Linked DNA regions of Homo sapiens: region 2 is linked to region 1. Evidence: chromatin loops called from intact Hi-C (ENCODE). Cell type or tissue: Panc1. All regions are shown on one strand. Links, peaks and the distances in the headings refer to the core of each region. The heading gives the core; the rest is flanking DNA. Region 1 has its middle 62 kb from the start of SAMD9. Region 2 overlaps GATAD1 (GATA zinc finger domain containing 1).

The links. A loop is a pair of places that touch in the nucleus more often than their neighbours do. Peaks named below come from ENCODE experiments on the same cell type or tissue, not always from the same donor. Only the 100,000 strongest peaks of a DNase experiment are listed, where the experiment ranks them.
Region 2: a loop joins it to region 1, with 8 times the contacts of the local background. A loop is called at or near these places in 7 of 110 quality-filtered maps.

What each region holds. Positions count from the first base shown.
Region 1 is chr7:93,053,548-93,057,950 of GRCh38, reverse strand. No RefSeq gene overlaps it. Among named protein-coding and RNA genes, the nearest start is that of SAMD9, 62 kb to the left of the region's middle. In Panc1, for the core only: CTCF peaks have their summits at 1,953 and 2,157 (motif pointing right); a DNase peak (open chromatin) is centred at 2,170; H3K27ac peaks cover 1,795 bases.
Region 2 is chr7:92,459,978-92,464,371 of GRCh38, reverse strand. GATAD1 (GATA zinc finger domain containing 1) reads right to left here. Exons shown (of 5, transcript NM_021167.5): 5 at 4,297-4,394. Among named protein-coding and RNA genes, the nearest start is that of GATAD1, 15 kb to the right of the region's middle. In Panc1, for the core only: CTCF peaks have their summits at 2,423 and 2,657 (motif pointing right); a DNase peak (open chromatin) is centred at 2,701; H3K27ac peaks cover 343 bases.

The sequences.
Region 1 (4,403 bases), core at 163-4,162:
TCTTGAGATAGAATCTACTCCTGGTGAAGATGCTGTGAACACTGTCGAAATAACAACAAAGGATTTAGAATATTATTATACATAAAGTTAGTTGATAAAACAGCAGCTGGTTTAAAAGGATTGACCCAAATTTTGAAAGAAGTTCTACTGTGGGTAAAATGCTATCAAAGAGCATTGCAAGACAGAAATTTTTCATAAAAGGAATAGTCAATGGATGTAGCAAACTTCATTATCCTATTTTAACAAATTGCTACAGCCACCCCACCCTTCAACAGCCACCACTCTGAAGAGTCAGCAGCCATCAACATCGAGGCAAGACCCTCCACCAGTAAAATGATTACAATTCACTGAAGATTCGGATGGTTGCTGGCATTGTTTAGCAATAAAGTATTTTAATTTAAGTATATACATTGGTTTTTAGACAGAATGCTACTGTCTAAACCTGCACTATCTCTGAGGTATGCCTGTAATTGAAAAAGAAGCTCAAATATATTTCATCAAAATATGTTTTTAGTATTTAAAGTTTTAATATTTATGCTTAATACTTATCAAAATAATTATTATCTTGCTTTGACTAATTTTATACTACTAATAATAGTGCTAATAACTCAATACAGAATAAAATGTTTTACCTTTCAGTCTTTTAATCACAGAGAAAAAATGTTTTTTAAAATTTTGATTTATAGTCTATTATGGAGAAATATGAAGATGATTGAGAAAATATTTTCATACATTAAAGGAATGCATTGGGATAAAACTCTGTGGAGTGAAATGGAAATGTGAGTGTAAGGAGAAAAAGGAACAATGTAAAATTTGACTATTCCAATAGAGCATCTTCATGTTTCTTTATACTGATGGTGGTGCTGCCTCAATATCTGAACCACTGTATTTTAAAATATTAATATTTTAATAAAGCAAAAACTACATCATTTTCTACTATTGAAATTTAAAGTAAAAAATTTTTAATGTTATCCTGAAAATGTTCAAGGAGGCCAGGCACAGTGGCTCACACTTGTAATCTCAGGACTTTGGGAGGCCGAGGCAGGAGGATCACTTGACCTCCCAGGAGGTCAGGAGTTCAAGACCAGCCTGGGCAACATAGCAAGACCCCATCTCTACAAAAAATGTTTTTAAAAATTAGCTGGGTGTGATGGCATGTAGCTGTAGTCCTAGCTACTTGGGAGGCTCAGGTGGGAGGATCACTTGAACCCAGGAGTTTGAGGTTGCAGTGAGCTGTGATCACACCACTGCACTCCAACCTGGACAACATAGCAAGACCCTGTCTCTAAAATAAAATGTTTAAGGAATTACATAGTTTTTCAAGATTATTTTAGGAGATGCATAAGCAAATGAGTCACTTTACAGAAATTCTCACATATGTGTACATGAAGAAATGTAAAATAACATCATTCTAACATTGCTTGATGAAAGGAAAACTTGGGGAAAATACTCAATGTCCATCAACAGAAGAATAAGTTGGAAAAAATGTACATATATAATATTCCTATACAGGTATTAAAATGATCAGCCAGAAGTAGATGAATCAACATGAATGAATATCAAAAATATAATGTTAATGCAGCAGATATATTATTTATATAAACATTTTTTAATTTAAAACTGCTGAAATATATTGTTTAATTAGAAAATACAGAATAAAACCTTAAACCATGTATGGAATTAATAACCATCAAACTGATGAGAAAGATGAACTCTGGAGACAGAGGGAAATAGAATTGAGAAGAAATATACAGTCTTCAACTAAATCTGTAATGTTTTCTCCTTTTAAAAAATCTGAAGCACTTATAGCAGAAAGTTAGGTTTATTAAAATTTCATAAAGCTAAGGTGCGGGCACATAGGTCATCATATACTCATTTGTATATTTGAACTATTTCATAATAAAAATAGTATGAGATAAAATATAAAAGAAAACAGTGATACAATATATCCTAAAATGACAAAAGAAAGAATTTAAAAAATCAATCCAACAGATTATAGGGACAAAATACAAAGAAAAAAAAGGTGAATTAAAAACACAAAATAAGGTGGTGGAATATATCAGTGATTAATTAGAATTAGATCTGAGTTTAAATGTTGCCTCAGACAATGGCAGTAACACATAGAATCCATTAGATGGCAGTGTTACTTTATATTTATTCTCATTTTTCAGCACGGTGGGTTCACGACTCAATGGCATTCAACGAATTAGATTTCAGACTCAATTAGATGCCGTTTTAGGTTTGACTCAAACATCTAATAATGAGTAAATAATAATACCTATAGTAACATTTTTAATGTGCAATACAAATATAAATTTTTATTACACAATAATTTTTAAAATCTCTTTCTGCATATTTTCCATTAATTATTCTTTAACTTGCTAAAGCAATTTTGTGTTATTCTATAGGCCCTTCAAGAGGCAGGCAAGACAGAAAGCATTTCCTATTGCTTTGGGAAAAAAATAGGGTCTCTAAATTGTCTCTATACACATTTGCAATAAAGTTTGTGGCTCTTAGAAATACAGCCCTGTGACGTAAGCAATACATGGAATTAAAAGAGATCTTGAAAAACCATCTATTCTAACCCCCAGCATCTTGAAAATTGACAAATGGGGAACTAGTCTATTTTTAAAGATTTCAAGGAAGGAAATCATCAGTCAGAAAGTTCTTCTTCCCATCTAACCTAAATCCCTCCTGATGAAGTGTAATCCCATTTCCTGTAGTGTGGACCTTTCCAGTGAGGTTGAAGGACATCTGCGGTCCACAATCCTCATCTAAAGAATAACCCTTCACATCCCAGAATACGTGCATATTAGGCTCTTATGAACTATAACATGGATCTCAACAAGGCAGGTGTCTATGAGCAACTGTCAGTAAATTACTAATAGCCCAAATGTTATCATTAAGAGACTACCTCACAAAAGCCTGTTGTAAAGAGAGCCAACCTTGAAACAAACGGTTATGGAGTTATGACCTTGAAGTAAAGAGAGATGGGTTCTTATCTCCAGTAGCATTTTAGGTTACTTTAGGGGGTTCCATTAAATATAATCATGATTAAACACCTACTATGAGCAGGGTGCTTTCATTTTTTTTTTTTTTTTTTTTTTTTCTTAGGCAGGATCTCACTCTGTCACCCAGGCTGGAGTGCCACTGCACGATCATGGCTCACTGCAGCCTCAACCTCCTGGACTCAAGCCATCCTCCTGCCTCAGCTTCTGGAGTAGCTGGGAACACAAGCATGCGCCGCCACACCCAGGTTTGTTTGTTTGTTTTGTACAGACAGGGTCACATTATGTTGCCCAGGCTGATCTCGAACTCCTGGGTTCAAGGGATCCTTCCACCCCATCCTCCCAAAGTGCTGGGATAACAGGGGTGAACCTGGCCAATTAATTCTTTATAATACTCAAAGTCCTGGCCAATTAATTATTTGTAATCCTCACAAAAGGCCTGCAAGTTAGGAGTTGTTATTATCATCGTTACTATTATGATTCTAACTATTTTCCAAATAAGGAAACTGAGGCTCAAGAAAGTTAATTAGTTTGCCCAAAGCAAACAGCTGTTAGGAGACAGAGCTGGCTTTCATTCTTGCCTGACTCCAAGGCTGTACAGGTACAGTACACCACTGTTCTTCAAGTTCTTCTGGCTTTAAAGTGATAGGATAAATATATATATATAATTTATTTATTTATGGGGTGGGGGGAGGGAGTTTTGTCCTCCAAGTCATTGTTCCTCCTTTAACATTAACGAGATTAACTGAAAGTTAACATTGTGTGTGATGATATGTGATGATCACTGATTCCGTTTCTAGCCTGGGGACAGAAGTACTCAGATATAAGGAAGTAATAACCTGAAGGTAAAGATCAGTATACATAAAAATGTTACCAAGGGAAGTTGTGGAATCGACTACTCTGTCTTTAAAAATAAGAAATATTCACTACCTTCTCAAGGTGCAGAGATCAAATCTATGGTCCATAGACTAGAAGGATCATTCTGCCAAGCCCTGAGCAATTCAGAACATTGACGATTAGATTGTCTTTGCTTCTGCATTTCAGAGACCTGCAGTCTCCCTTCCTGTTTCCTTCCTCTCCTTCCCCTCCCAGCTCTTCCTTTCCTTTCTCTCCCCTCCCCTCTCTTTCCTTCCTCCCTTCTGTTTTTTCTTCTTCCTTCCTTTTTCTTCCTTCCTTCACTTTCCTTTTCCTTCATTTCCTTTTGTCTTTTTCTTCTTCTTTTATTTTCTTTCTCTCTTTCTTTCTTTTTTAAAGACAGGGTCTCACTCTGTCACCTAGGCTAGAGTACAGTGGTGAGATCCCATCTGCAGCCTCCACCTCCTTGACTCAGGCGATCCTCCAATCTCAGCCTTCGAAGGAGTAGCTGGGACTACAGGTGCAAGCCATTCTTTTCTT
Region 2 (4,394 bases), core at 395-4,394, 590 kb after region 1:
ACTAGGTGCAGAGTTTTGTTACTGCATTGCACGTCTCCTGAGTTCTCAAATCCGTATTTTCAATTATCTAATGGATATTCAAGTCCAGGAGATGGCTCACAGTCCTCACATTACAAAACAGAACACACACCTCACATCACATGCAAATCTCCACCTAGCCTTGTTTACTAACTGGGAGATTTTTAAATTATAAGAATCAAGTAGGATCTTTGCCCACGTATTTTTTTAAGAGTTTTTCACCTACCAAAAAGTTGTACTCAATGTCTTCCTTAATTCATCCTCCTCACTCAGTCTCTATTTACAACTGGTTATTAAATTCTGTTGACTTTATCTCCTATATATCTATTTTTTAAAGATTATGGTAAAATATGCATAACAAAACTTACAATTTTAACCTTTTTTTTGAGACTAAGTCTCGCTCTGTCCCCCAGGCTGGAGTGCAGTGGCGCAATCTCAACTCACTGCAACCTCTGCCTCCTGGGTTCAAGCAATTCCTAGGCCTCATCCTCCCAGCAGCTGGGACTACAGGCACCCACCACCACACTCGACTAATTTTTGTATTTTTAATAGAGATGGGGTTTCGCCACGTTGGCCAGGCTGGTCCTTAACTCTTGACCTCAACTGATCTGCCTGCCTTGGCCTCCCAAAGTGCTGAAATTACAGGCATGAGCCACCGCACCCAGGTATCAACCTTTTTTTTTTTTTTTTTGAGACGGAATCTGGCTCTGTTGCCCAGGCTGGAGTGCAGTGGCGCGATCTCAGCTCACTGCAAGCTCCGACTCCCAGGTCACACCATTCTCCTGCCTCAGCCTCCCGAGTAGCTGGGACTACAGGTGCCTGCCACCATGCCCGGCTAATTTTTTTTTTATTTGTTTTTATTTTTTAGTAGAGACAGGGTTTCACCATGTTAGCCAGAATGGTCTCAATCTCCTGACCTCATGATCCGCCTGTCTTGGCCTCCCAAAGTTCTGGGATTTACAGCCATGAGCCACTGCGCCAGCCCAGTATTAACCATTTTTAAGTGTACAATTTAGTGTCATTAAGTACATTCATCATGTTGACTACTGTCACTACCCATTTCCAGAATTTTTTCAAAATCACTCCAAACCGAAAATTTGTACCCACAATACCCCTCTTCCCACAACCCTGGTAACCTCTAATGTTCTGTATCTATGACATAATTTGCCTATTCTAGGTAACTAACTCATATAAGTGGAATTATACAATATTTGTCCTTTTAAGTTTGGCTTATTTCCATTAACATGTTTTCAAGGTTCATCATTATAGCATGTATCAGAATTTCATTCCTTCTACGGCTGAATAATATCCCACTGCACGACCTCACCACGTTTTGATCATCCATTCGTCTGCTGATGGGTCCTTGTGTTGTTTCTATCTCTGTCAGCTTGGGCTGCTGCAACAAAATACCGTAGCCTGAGTGGTTTAAACAACACACATTCATTTCTCACAGTTCTGGATGCTGAGAACCCAAGAGCAAGGTGCTAGCAGATTTGGGTTCTGGTGAGAGCTCTCTTCCTGGCTGTGGCCACCTTCTGGCTGTCTTCTTACATAGTGAGGAGAGAAAGGAAGGCTTTGGTCTGTTCTCCTCTTCCTAAAAGGACACTAATTCCACTATGCGGGCTCCACCCTCATGACCTCGTAGAAATCTGATTACCTCCCAAAGGCCCTACTCCCCTAATACCATTGCCTTGGGGGCCAGGGCTTTAACATATGAACTTGGGGCATGGGGATCAGGCACACATTCAGCCTGTAACACCATTTAGATTACCATCTTTGGACCTAAATATCTATTTTAAAGTTGTATTTTTTTCCTGACTACGTAAGTAGTGGATGCTAGTAATACAAACTTCAAAATTTTTAAAAGCATAAAGAATATTAAAATGACTGTAATTCCAACTATGCTTGTTATTTTGTTTGTTCCAGTTTTCTTTATATGCATATGTATGCATGTGTATATGTGTGTGTTTTTGTTTTTTTTTTTTACAAAATCAGAATCATTATGTAGTTGTGTCCAGGTTTTACACTAAACATTTTATAAACTTTTTTTTGCGTTATTAAAAATTATTTGTAAATGGTATTTCTGATGACAGCATAAAATTCTATTAGAAAAATATCAAAATTCATTTTCCTATTGTTGGACCTTTAGATTGTTTCTGGTTTTTCACAACTTTAAATACTGTTAACAACTTCTTTTTATACCCATTTTTTGGTCCACATTTTAAATCCTCTTAGCATGGATTCTTAGAAATGAAATTACTGGATCAAGAAGTACTTTTAATACTTTTAAGATTATAGATACATATTGCTATTCTAAAAAGCTATGTTAATTTACATTGGCCACCAGCTGGATAGGGTGTCCCTCTGTGCCTCTGAGGTGGTCCCTAGTGGTCTCTGCCCTTGGAATTCACGCCCTTGTGTGGTCCTGTGTTCACACTGTACCAGAGTTGGTCTGTGTGACCCAACAGCATATGGCAGAAGTGCTGGTATGTCCCTTCTTTCAGATTAGGTTATAGAAAAGATGGTGGCTTCCATCTTGGGTGCAACTGCCCTTGCGTCTTTCTGTCACGGACCATTTGCTGTGAGCAAACCTGTGGAGGCCCACAGAGAGGAATGGAAGCTTCCTGCCAACAGCCACATGAGGGAGCTGTTTCTCCCATTTTATTCTTTGCTTTTCAATTTAGTATATAAACTTTAAAAATAATCCAATCTATCTTTCCCTATGTGATCTCTTTCATTACTTTTTGATTTAAAAAATGTATCAAAGCACTACATATTCATAGCAAAAAGATGGCCAAATAATTCTAAACAGTTTATAATGAGAAACAGTAGTTCCTTGCCTTCTCTTTCAGAGTCTCAGCAACTGTTATCAGCCAGAATTCGATCAGAGAAACAGAACCACTAGGAGCGATATAGAAAAGGAATCTATAAAGGAAACTTTACCTTACACAATTGTTGGAGCTTGCTGAACACTCTGTGTAAGGCTGTTGCTTCTGTGTTTGGTGTTGGGGCCTTAAGTCAGCAGCGCAGGCAGTCTGGAAGGGAAGACAGATTTCAAGTGGAGGACAGGAAAGAAAAACTTGAACCTACATCAGTCTCTTACCCTCGCCAAACCTCCAATTCAGATGATACAGGCACCCTGCAGAAGAAGCTGGTGACCTTTACCACAGAGCTAAGCATGCGCCTGGCCCAGGAGTGGCTGAAGCTGAAGGAAGTCACTCCCAAGTTCTTTCCTAGAATCATGATGTGAATATAGGAAAATAATGAAATCACTGACTTTATTTTCTCAGCTGGTCATTCACTCCCTTTCAAGGGTTTAAGAACTACTATTTATAAAATATTCTAGATATGTATAGACTAAAAGCCAGCGGTTGTTCACCACCAGTTGGGCACTTATGCAAACAAACGTGTGTGTGTGTGTGTGCTTATTGTAAAAAATTTGGAAAATACTGCTTGTTAGAGAAAATTTGGAAAATACTGCGAAGTATAAAGCTGAAAAAAGTAGCTGCAGAAAACCTCTGTTGACATGTTAAAATTCTGGAGGAATTTCCGTCTTTTTTTTTTTTTTTTTTTTTTTGAGAGAAGGTCTCACTTCTATCACCCAGGCTGGAGTGGTGGCACAATCATGGGTCACTGCAGCTCAAGTGATCCTCCACCTCAGCCTCTTAAAGTGCTGGGATTACAGGCATGAGCTACTGTGCCTGGGCTCCTTCCATCTTTTATAAAAGATGCTTCTTGTTTGCAGAATTGCTATCATACAGTTCTACATTCTGCTTTTTTCTCTTATTTATTGTGAACCTTTCCGCTACTACGAGCAATCTTCCTTGTGGGTCACCATTAAGAGGTGCTTAAATAAATTACTGTGCATTTATGCATCTGACCCAATAATTAATGGCCCACCTCTTGTGGGTCATTTGGGTTCCTTCTCTTGGCACAGACCTTCTCCTGGCTTATATTTCTTGGGTGTAGGAGGTATACCCTCCTACCAAAGGTATGGCTCACACACCTGGTATGAAGTAAACAGCACAGTTCTTCAAACATCCCCAGGGCAGCCAGACAAAATCCACAAAAATGCCTCTCCCTTTTCTGGGCATGACAGAAACTTCATTCTAAGCGTGTGCAATGTTTATATGTAGACACAACACACATGCATGTGTATAAAGCAAATAAATACATTTCCCTCTATTGTTCATTTGATTTCACCTACTTACGGCTGAAGTGGAAAACTTATTAGGCCTGGAAAAGCCTTTCACAGCCAGGAACTGGAATGGTTTGGGATAATTTCCTTCAAATACTCATATTAAGCTTTATTTGTGTTAAGAGAACTATTTAAAACTCATCTTAAAAACATCTTGTTTAAAACAATCTTAAAAACA